Linked DNA regions of Homo sapiens: region 2 is linked to region 1. Evidence: read pairs that join two places in POLR2A ChIA-PET (ENCODE). Cell type or tissue: Caco-2. All regions are shown on one strand. Each heading gives the region's core, and the rest is flanking DNA. Links, peaks and the distances in the headings are about the cores only. Region 1 overlaps COTL1 (coactosin like F-actin binding protein 1). Region 2 overlaps ATP2C2 (ATPase secretory pathway Ca2+ transporting 2).

What was found. Peaks named below come from ENCODE experiments on the same cell type or tissue, not always from the same donor. Only the 100,000 strongest peaks of a DNase experiment are listed, where the experiment ranks them.
Region 2: POLR2A ChIA-PET joins it to region 1 with 7 read pairs; 3 of 35 experiments call an interaction of 5 or more read pairs at or near these places.

Annotation. Positions count from the first base shown.
Region 1 is chr16:84,586,216-84,592,507 of GRCh38, forward strand. It overlaps COTL1 (coactosin like F-actin binding protein 1), which reads right to left. Exons shown (of 4, transcript NM_021149.5): 3 at 3,890-4,047. Among named protein-coding and RNA genes, the nearest start is that of COTL1, 29 kb to the right of the region's middle. RefSeq lists enhancers at 1-22, 4,112-4,611. In Caco-2, for the core only: no CTCF peak of the experiment used is centred there; no DNase peak of the experiment used is centred there.
Region 2 is chr16:84,421,631-84,425,630 of GRCh38, forward strand. It overlaps ATP2C2 (ATPase secretory pathway Ca2+ transporting 2), which reads left to right. Exons shown (of 27, transcript NM_014861.4): 8 at 760-909; 9 at 999-1,067; 10 at 1,558-1,633. Among named protein-coding and RNA genes, the nearest start is that of ATP2C2-AS1, 44 kb to the right of the region's middle. In Caco-2, for the core only: no CTCF peak of the experiment used is centred there; a DNase peak (open chromatin) is centred at 2,001.

The sequences.
Region 1 (6,292 bases), core at 2,293-6,292:
CCTCGATCTAGCCACACCTAAAGCCGAAACCCCTGCACTTCCCACTACCAAGAGCCAAGCAATTCCTCTTTGTGCTTCAACTTACTTGAGCTTGCAAACGTAAGAATTATCACCACTACTCCCACCTAAAGGTTCCCAGCAGGGAATTAATTTCCTCCAATCCCCCTCAGTCACCGGCGCACCTACCCAAACTGAAAAGAGTTCTAGAGAGGAAAGAAACTCTGCAGACTGCCTTAGTGGGTATGAGGTTTCCTTTGGGGGTGATGAGAAAGTTCTGGAACTAGACAGCAGTGATGGCTACACAACATTGGAACTCTGTTTAATGTAGCTGAATTGTACTTTAAAATGGCTACAATGGTAAACTTTATGTTATTGTATTTTACAATTTTTTATTATTTATTTAATTTATTTTAGACAGAGTCTTGCTGCAATCTCGGCTCAGTCTCCTGAGTTGATCTCCTGGGTTCAAGCAATTCTCCTGCCTCAGCCTCCCGAGTAGCTGGGACTACAGGCCACGTGCCACCATGCCTGGCTACTTTTTTGGTATTTTTAGTAGAGACGGGGTTTGTGTTGGCATGTTCGCCAGGCTGGTCTCGAACTCCTGACCTCAGGTGACCGGCTGCCTTGGTCTCCCAAGGTGCTAGGATTACAGGCATGAGCCACCACGCCTGGCCTGTATTTTACCACAGTTTTTTAAATAGGAAGACAAAAGAGAATTGCAAGATCTGCAATGTGGTGCCCCGTGTACACATCCTGGCGAGCCCCCTCCCTCTGCTCCCTTTCCTCCCGGCGACGTCCAGGAGTGGGCCAAGCACGGCGGGCGGAATTCAGCAGGAGACCTTTGGCCACAGAACAGGACTTCTTTTTCATTTTCCATCCTGCTGCCACTCGGAAGACCCCTGGAAGCTGGTTAACCATTAAAACCCAACTGGCCTGGAGAAAAACAGCCTGTAGGGTTGAATAAGTGGTTTTCCAAAACAAGGGCTCCCAGGCCAGACAGGGTGCAGACAGCAGTGTCAACCAGGAACGCTGACTACATGTGAAACAAATGGCCTTTGTCAGCATTTCCTCGGTCCCAGGCACAGTGCTAGCACTGCTCAAAGCCAATCTGATGCCCATACCTTTTAAAAATGATTATCTCGCCTCTTAACTCCGGAACCCCACCTCCCGAGATTGTTTTCTAAAAGAATAACTCAACAGAAGACAGAAAGGAGCTGCATGTATTAAAATGTTGGTTGGAACATTCTTTATAAAAATAAAAATTGGAAGCAACTTAAGAGGCCAAGAACAGGGGAACATTTAGTACATGACGGTACACTTGTGAACCAGGACACTCTGCTACCAGAAAACCATGAATTACAAAGGTGGTGCATCCATATCATTTATGAAATTACATTAACCTTAAAAAAAGCAGCTGCAGATGAGAGTGTGACCTATAGGCTGGGACCACAGCAAAGCCGAAAGGCAGGAGGCGAGCCCGTCCAGAGAGTGGCCAGGAGGGACGTCCAAAAGCGGGAACTGACAGGGGGACCACAGGACTCTATTATGTCCTATCATTATTTATTTATTTATTTATTTATTTTATTTATTTTTTTGGAGACTCGCTCCAAAAAAGGCTAGATCTTGGCTCACTGCAACTTCCGCCTCCTGGTTTCAAGAGATTCTCCTGTCTCAGCCTCCTGAGTAGGTGGGATTACAGGTGCCCACCACCACACCCGGCTAATTTCTGTATTTTTAGCAGAGACAGAGTTTTGCCATGTTGGCCAGGCTGGTCTCAAACTCCTGACCTTACGTGATCCGCCTGCCTTGGCCTCCCAAAGTGCTAGGATTACAGGAGGGAGCCATGACACCTGGCCATATTGTTATTTTTTAAATAAAAGTTTTATTAGGGGCTGGGCGTGGTGGCCTATAATCCAAGCACTTTCGGAGGCTGAGGTGTAGGAATGCTTGAGTCCAGGAATTCGAGGCCAGCCTGGGCAATATAGTGAGATCCTGTCTCTCTTAAAAATAATAATAATAATAATAATAATTTATTTTAGAAGAGCTTTGGAGTTACAGAAAAGTTGCAAGAGGTAGCACCGAGTTTCCATATTACCTTCCTCTTAACACACACATACATATTTCACTACTGTTAACATCTTACATTACTGTGGTACATTTGTCACAGTGAAAACGTCAACATTGGTACATTACAATTAATTAAACTCCCGACTTTATTTATATTTCAACAGCTTTTCTGTTCTAAGGTCCAATTCAAGATAGCACATTGCAGATAGCCTATTTTTTTGTTTGTTTTTCTTTTTGCAACAGGGTCTCACTCAGTCTGACTACACTCACTCAGTCTGAGTGCAGTGGCGAGATCTTGGCTCACTGCAGCCTCGCCCTCCTAGGCTCAAGCCATCCTCCCACCTCAGCCTCCCAAGTAGCTGGGACTACCGGTATGCACCACCACACAGGGCTAATTTTTTATTCTTTTGTACAGATGGAGTATTATTAATACTATGTTGCCCAGGCTGGTCTTGAACTCTTGGACACAAGCAATCCTCCCACCTTAGCCTCCCAAAGTGCTGAGATGACAGGTGTGAGTCACTGTGCTCAGCCCGTTTTTGTTTTTGACAATTTGGTGATTTCTGGTATATTCACAGATATGTGCAACCACCATGATAGTCAATTTTAAAGCATTTTCATGACCTCAAAAAGAAACCCTGTGTCTTTAGCTATCACCCACTTCCATCATTAGACTATTATTTTTTATTTGTTTTTTATTTATTTTGAGACAGGAATTCGCTCTGTTGCCCAGGCTGGAGTGCAGTGGTGCGATCATGGCTCACTGCACCCTTGACCTCCTGGTTTCCAGCGAACCTCCCGCCTCAGCCTCCCAAGTAGCTGGGACTACAGCCATGTGCCACCATGCCTGGCTCATTTTATTTTGTTATGTTTTGTAGAGATGGGGTCTCACTATGTTGCCCAGGTTGGTCTCAGACTCCTTAGCCAAGCAATCCTCCCACCTCAGCCTTCCAAAGTGCTGTGATTTACAGGCGTGAGCCACCGCACCCAGCTGAGTCTATTGTTTTTAAACGTTTGTTTTATCATGGACCAATTACATTGCTTTGAATCTTTAAAATAATGTGCATGGTGGAGGATGGGCAGTGGTACCCCCCGCCCTCTGTAACAGACAAGCTGCTGAAGGGACGTGTAACACACTGTTTCTGGTCACCTGAACAACAGTTTAAAGGCGCAGTAAGAGGGAGAGATTCCCTACTTCATGGGTTGTGAGAAATCCTTTTGCGAAATGGAGATCCCTTTAGTAGGGAAAGACCTCTCTCCCTCATCTACCCTACCCCGGGGTTACCTTTTGGAGTTCAGATTTTCTTTTCTCAACATGACCGTGTTACCCGTACCCCAAGTGAACAACCTTGGAAGTTTCTGACATTGCAAATGTCCATTTTCTTTAATGGCCAGAATGGAAAAGACTTAAAGTAGGCACTGTTCAGAGAGGGTACAAATGAATTCTCCCACGGGATCCTTGCGACCACCGCCGACAGTCAGCCAGGACACCACAGGGTAGTGGCCGCTATTCTGGTCCCCCCACCAGTTCCCGTCTCTAGAAGCAAGCAACCTGCCCCACCCACGGAGGCAGGCACCCAGCTGCCAAGCTTCTGTTATGGGATAGGTGGGATCGTAAACACAGTTAACTCCTCCTAGCCAGCATCCTGAAACAATTCTGGTGACATTTCACCAATGGCTTTACTGGTGCAGAGACATAGCATGGCTTGTCCCAAGTCACAGCTAAGCTACAGACCCAGGAGTCGAACCCAGCCCTCTCCCTCCTTGCAGGATGGTGACCCTTGGCGAGCTTTGACCTCCAGACTCTGGAGGAACTCAGTACCTGTACGACCTCCTTCACCAGGGTCTTGTCCGTCCCGGTTTTGGCGCGCTGCAGCCCGCTGACGTTCTCACCGATCCACGTGATGAGGGCAAACTTGGACCTCTTGCTCATGGCATCCCCGGTGGTGAAGCGCACGAAGGCAAACAACCGGACGTCATCTGTGGCCAAAAGCGAAAAGAGAACATGGTGCTGCGTTAAAACACCCCCATGTCATGTCCCTGGGGAGAGGCTGTGAGCCACGAGTGCGCCTGGAGCAGCACAGCAGGAGACCGGTGCAGTTCCCTGGGAGCACCATGTGCAGAGGACAGGAGGGAAGCACTCATCCGCTGCCCTTGTCACACTCCCCTGAATCCTGGCAACAGTGCTGCAGGCTTCATGCCCATTTCACAGATGGGAAATGGAGATTCAGAGAAGTCACATGGCACTTTCAAGGTTGTGAGGGAATTCAAGGTCATGCTGGGATTTAAACCCAGGCCTTTCTGGCTGCAACGCCTACAGCCTTCCTACAATCAAGGCTCAAAGTCTGGGTGGGCCCATTGCACAGATGTGGGTGCCGCCAGCAGTGCCAGGGCCCAGCCAAAAAAAATTTAAAAATAAAAATTTAAAAAGGCTCAAATTATGGATCTTATTTAGGGACCAGAAATTCATCCTCTTTGTAGACCAGAAATTCATCAACTCTTTTTGCCTCAATCTTTGCAGTTTGGAATGAGACTCTACACTGTAGAGAGACAGGAGGGGCAAGGGGGGTGCTGGGTATGAAGAGGAAACAAAGAAAATGGCTCTTAATTTGGCCCGGGATATGGCTCCGAGGATATTTCACTTATGACTAGGGCAATTAGGTCAACAATGAATTCTGAACACATTTCCATTGGCTGTGTTATGCTTGTTCTATCTTATATAGTCATTTTTATTAAAATGGCTTTGAGGGCTATTTTGTTCCATTGATCCACATTAAGTTTTATTTCAATGCCACACTGTTTTTATTATCATGACTTTAAAATTTGTTTCACAATCCACTATGCTAAGTTCCCCCACCCTCCACTGCTCTGTATTATCAAAATATCATTTGATATTCTGGAATTTTTTTTTTTTTTTTTGAGACAGAGTCTCGCTCTGTCGCCCAGGCTGAAGTGCAGTGGCGCGATCTCGACTCACTGCAAGCTTGGCCTCTAGGGTTCACACCATTCTCCTGCCTCAGCCTCCCGAGTAGCTGGGACTACAGGCGCCCACCACCACACCTGGCTAATTTTTTGTATTTTTAGTAGAGATGGGGTTTCACTGTGTTAGCCAGGATGAATCTTGATCTCCTGACCTTGTATTCCACCCGCCTCAGCCTCCCAAAGTGCTGGGATTACAGGCGTGAGCCACCGCGCCCAGCCTGATTTTTTGAATTTTTAAAGTGATGTGTGTATTGGCCAGGTATGGTGGCTCACCCCTGTAATCCCAGCACTTTGGGAGGCAAAGGTGGGAGGATCACTTCAGCCCAAGAGCTTGAGACCAACCTGGGCAACATGGAGAAATCACCTCTCTAAAAAAAAAAAAAAAAAAAAAAAAAAAAAAACCAAAAAATTAGCTGGGCACGGTGGCAGGCACCTGTAGTCCCAGCTACCAGGGAGGCTAAGGTGGGAGGATCACTTGAGCCCAGGAGGTTGAGACTGCAGTTGAGTAGAGATTACGCCACTGTACTCCAGCCTGGGTGGCCAACTGAGACCCTGTCTCAAATAAAATAAAATAAAATAAAATAAAATAAAATAAAATAAAATAAAATAAAATAAAAATATGTGCGTGCATGTGTATGTGTGCATTGCATGTGTGTGCGTGTGCATGCGGGTGCATGTGTACCCCACTAGGATAAACCAAAATTGTTCAACATCAGCTCAACTGGCATCTGGGGCCAGATCATTCTCTCTGGTAGGAACCATCCCGTAAATTGCAGGGTGCTGAGCAGCACCCCTCACCTGGCCCCACCAGTTATGACAAACAAAAATGCCTCCATACATTGCAGATGTCCTCCAAAGGGGGCAGAACACCCCCAGTTGAGAACCTCTGCTGTAAACCGTTGGTGTCCCCATTTAATTGGGACCCCTTTTGTGTTTTCCAACAAAGTTCTGTGCCTCTTGAGGGGATCACATATCCTTATTCAGCTTACTTCACAAACAGTTCATATTTTAACTGCCATTATCACCAAGATCTCATTACAATTCCTAAGTGGTGGTTGCTGGCACATAGGGATGCCACTGGTTTGGAGTCATTCACCTTGTATTAGCCACTTGCATAAACTGATGCTCTCTCAGGGCGTTTAGTTGCTGGTGTGAGGGTTTCTCAGGCACCTAATGATATCGTAGAGCGATATGTTTGCTTCTCAAACATTGTGTGGATTTGAATCACTGGGGAAATCTTAAA
Region 2 (4,000 bases), core at 1-4,000, 170 kb before region 1:
GATGTGTTAAGTCTGGGGTCAAGTTGCGGTTTTGCAAGATGGTTAAGAGTATCGTTTCTGGAACCAGAGCTTCGGTTCAAATCTCTGTTTTGCCACTAACTAGCTACGGAAACTTGAACAAATTACTTAATTCTTCCATGCTTCAGTTTCCCCATATGCAAAATGGGGAAGATAGTAGAGTCTTCCATTGGGGGTGGTGAGTTCTGAGGGCTAAGCCTTGTGGGGAGCTGCGCACAGGGCCTGGTGTGTAGTCAGTGTTCTGCAAATGTCAGTATCTCCCTTCCCTTTGCCAGGGTGTGTGAGTGTCTCTGTGTCCCTGTCTGTGTTTCTGGTGTTACTGTTGCCTTAGATTCTGACTGAATAACCTGGCTCGGTTATTGTGTGGGATTGTGTGGGAACCATACAGATTGTACAGGCATCTCCAAGGTAAAGAGTGGGCTGCGTATGTGGGGACTCACACAGGTGTTTTGAAAGGTATATCCTAAAATAGCCATCACCTTCATTTTTTTTTTAGATTGTATCAAAATTTCGAACAACATTAAGCAAAGATATGAGACTTTTATGTTTTTAAGAGAGGCCGCTCATTCAAAGCTTTTCTGATCCTGGAGGCCTCAGAGGCCGTCGTTGTGACACTCATTCTGTAGGTTCACTGTGTTCTTGAGTTCATGTCCATGAAGGTGCTGGTACCATTTTGTGCTTTTAACACCAATTCTCGGGGTGACAGAGAGATTCCACAGCCTTTTCCCCTTGCTCTCCTAGGTCACGGACCTCTTGGTGGATGAATCCAGTTTCACCGGGGAAGCCGAGCCATGTAGTAAAACAGACAGCCCCTTGACAGGCGGTGGGGACCTCACCACCCTCAGCAACATCGTCTTCATGGGGACCCTGGTGCAGTATGGGAGGGGCCAGGTAAGCCCTGGGACACCGAGGCCTTGGGCTCCCGTAACCCACAGGCTCCCAGCCCTTAGATTTCATACTTCTCTCTCTCCTGGACACAGGGGGTCGTGATTGGAACAGGGGAAAGCTCTCAGTTCGGAGAAGTGTTTAAGATGATGCAGGCTGAAGAGGTAAGGGGCAGGAGGGGGCTTCGGGACTTTTGTAAGCTGGAGTTTGAGATTATTATAGGCAAATAATACCAGCCTTGCCTACTCCTTAGGAATGAGTGGCATGTGGTTCATATGAGTATACTTTTTAAACATTTAATTTTTTTTTTTAATAGAGACAGGGTTTCGCCATGTTGCCCAGGCTGGTCTCAAACTCCTGAGCTCAAGCAATCTGTCTGCCTCAGCCTCCCAAAGTGCCAGGATTACAGGCATAAGCCACCACACCTGGCCTCTTTTCAAACACGTAAGACATTTGTTAGCATTTTGATAAAGATACAGCTTTCAGACAGTAATACGCACAGGTCTTCAGTGCAAAAGTCAATGAATGTTGACATATGTGTACCCCTGTGTAATCATCACTGAAGCTGTAGGATGGCAAGGTGAAGACATTTTGAACAAAGGCAGGCAGAAGCTAGGATCTTGTCCAACTAACCCATTGTGCTCACCCTTTCAGACACCTAAAACTCCTTTGCAGAAAAGCATGGACAGGCTAGGAAAGCAACTGACACTCTTCTCCTTTGGCATAATCGGTGAGTGAAGCAGTTTCCATACTGGGTTTGTTCTGCAGATGGAGGGGAGCCATCATAGGGGGGTTGCCATGGCCGTTTCTCAAATATCTTGCTACTCAGCTGCATAAGGCTTGGGGATTGGGATCAGAGGCTCTCCACAAGCAACAAGAGCTTTCTGTATAGTTGGACCAGGCTGGCTGCTGTAACAAGCAGCCACTACATTTTCTTGGCTTAACAGAGTAAACGCTTGTTCCTTGCTCACACCGCAGTCCAAAGTCCGTGGGTGTATTCCTGGTCCAGTGGCTCTCCTGGATAGCTCGCCTACAAACAGTGACTTGGGCCCAGGCCCCTGTTACATTGCTGCTCTATCTTCCTCTGGGTCCTTGGAGGCCATGTTTCTGTTCAGCCAGCAGATGGTGAAAGAGGAAACATGGAGGCTTGTGGAGGACATTTTTAAGGCATAGACCAGGAAGTGGAATCATCAATTTGACCATCTTTTATTGGCCAGAATGGAGTCACATGGCCTACATAACTGCAAAGGAGACTGGGAAATGTAGTTTATCTGTGCACCCAAACATATTTCTATGCTTCTAAGCAGGCTGTTCCTGGACTGGGACTTCCTGACCTTTGGTAACACAACAAACAGCATTGACATGATGCTGCGGTTCTGAATCTAGATCTTAAGGCTTGACATCCCCATAGTGCTGCCCCAGTCCCTTCTGGGGCTTCTTCCTGTTCTTTCCATATCTGGCCTTACTTCTGTGTCCTTTATTCCAGCCTTTAGGATCAACCCATGCCTGGCCCCTAATAGATTCTCAGTAAATATTTGTTGAGTAAAACATTTAATCAAGGAATAAACCAACAAGCCACTGCCTATAGCACATCTAGTGATGAGGGGGGTGCTGGTGAGTGTAGCCAAAACTGCGAAGCCAGAGAACAGTCTTGAGAGAAACAGCTTATGTAAGCCCATGTTTCTTAAGTTAAATTAGAACTTAAATTGACATGTCCACAGCAAGACCCATGATATCATTCAGACATTTTTTTTGAGGGGGCAGGAATGGAGTCTCACTCTGTTGCCCAGACTGGAGAGCAGTGGCGTGATCTCAGCTCACTGCACCCTCTGCCTCCTGGGTTAACCAATTCTCCTGCCTCAGCCTCCTGAATCTCTGGGATTACAGGCATGCACCATCACGCCCAGCTGATTTTTGTATTTTTGGTAGAGACAGGGTTTTGTCATGTTGGCCAGGCTGGTCTCAAACTCCTGGTCTCAAGTGATCTGCCCGCCTTGGCCTCCCAAAGTGCTAGGATTACAGGCATGAGCCACCGCACTGGGCTTTTTTTTTTTTTTTTTTTTTTTAACATTTTGGGAACTGCTCTAGCAGATGGAGAGTTTTGACACTCAGTCCCATGGACCCCCTAGAAGGCCCAAGGGGCAGGTGCAGGGAAGCAACACCATGCTGGTCAGCGCTTCTAGAGGAAAGTAGCATTTGCCAATTCCCATGGTGCAAATACTCTCAGTGTGGCCGTTTTCAAGCTACTAATGTATAGACACAGAACATGGATTTCGGAAGAGATGTACCTAGTTGATTCTTGTGAGCTCCTGTGAGGAGTCTCCAGCCTTCTACTATGGGAATGCCACAAGGGTGGAGTGAGTACCTAGTGGGGGTGGCTCTAGGCTCACTGCCTCACCCCTATTTCCAATAGAGCTCCCCTTGCTAATCTATTTCATTTGAGTTCATTTGGGTTCTAGCTAAGATTTCAGCTGATGACTGAGTTTAGTAGCCAATAGTAGAATGCCCAAAACAAAACTAACAGATACTGTGGCAGCTGCCCCCCTCAATACATACACACACACACCCCGCTACCATCCATCAGAAAACATCCCTGGCCCCCTGGCCCCTGCAAAGCAAAGCTAACGTTCTTTAGCAAGCTCTCCAAGGGTGTCACCTGGCAACACCACCCACCTTCCCAGTCCCTACTCACACCTCCGTGTCTCGTACACCTAGTGCAGTAACTGGTGTGCAGTACGTATTTGGTAAATTATTAATGAAGGAAAATGGAAATGGAGTATATTTAATCATGAGTACCACAGAGTAAAATAATTTGAAAAAACAGTGACCTATCTGCCCATCACAGGAGCAGTTGCATTTGCCACAACAAACACCACATGGGGGGATGTTCTGGATACACGCAGCCGACGGTAAACTTTGGGAATAAGATGTAAATGCTTGCGAACAGTCCAAAATAGACTGATTGAGCCTTTTACTTAAATTTGGCTTGGACCTTTCCTAAGAAAGTAAAATCGGGTTTTTGTAGGTATAAACGTATCTCCCTTAGAAAAGAGAAGAGACGGGTTGAAAGTGGTTGAGGTTATCAGGCGTTCCTCTG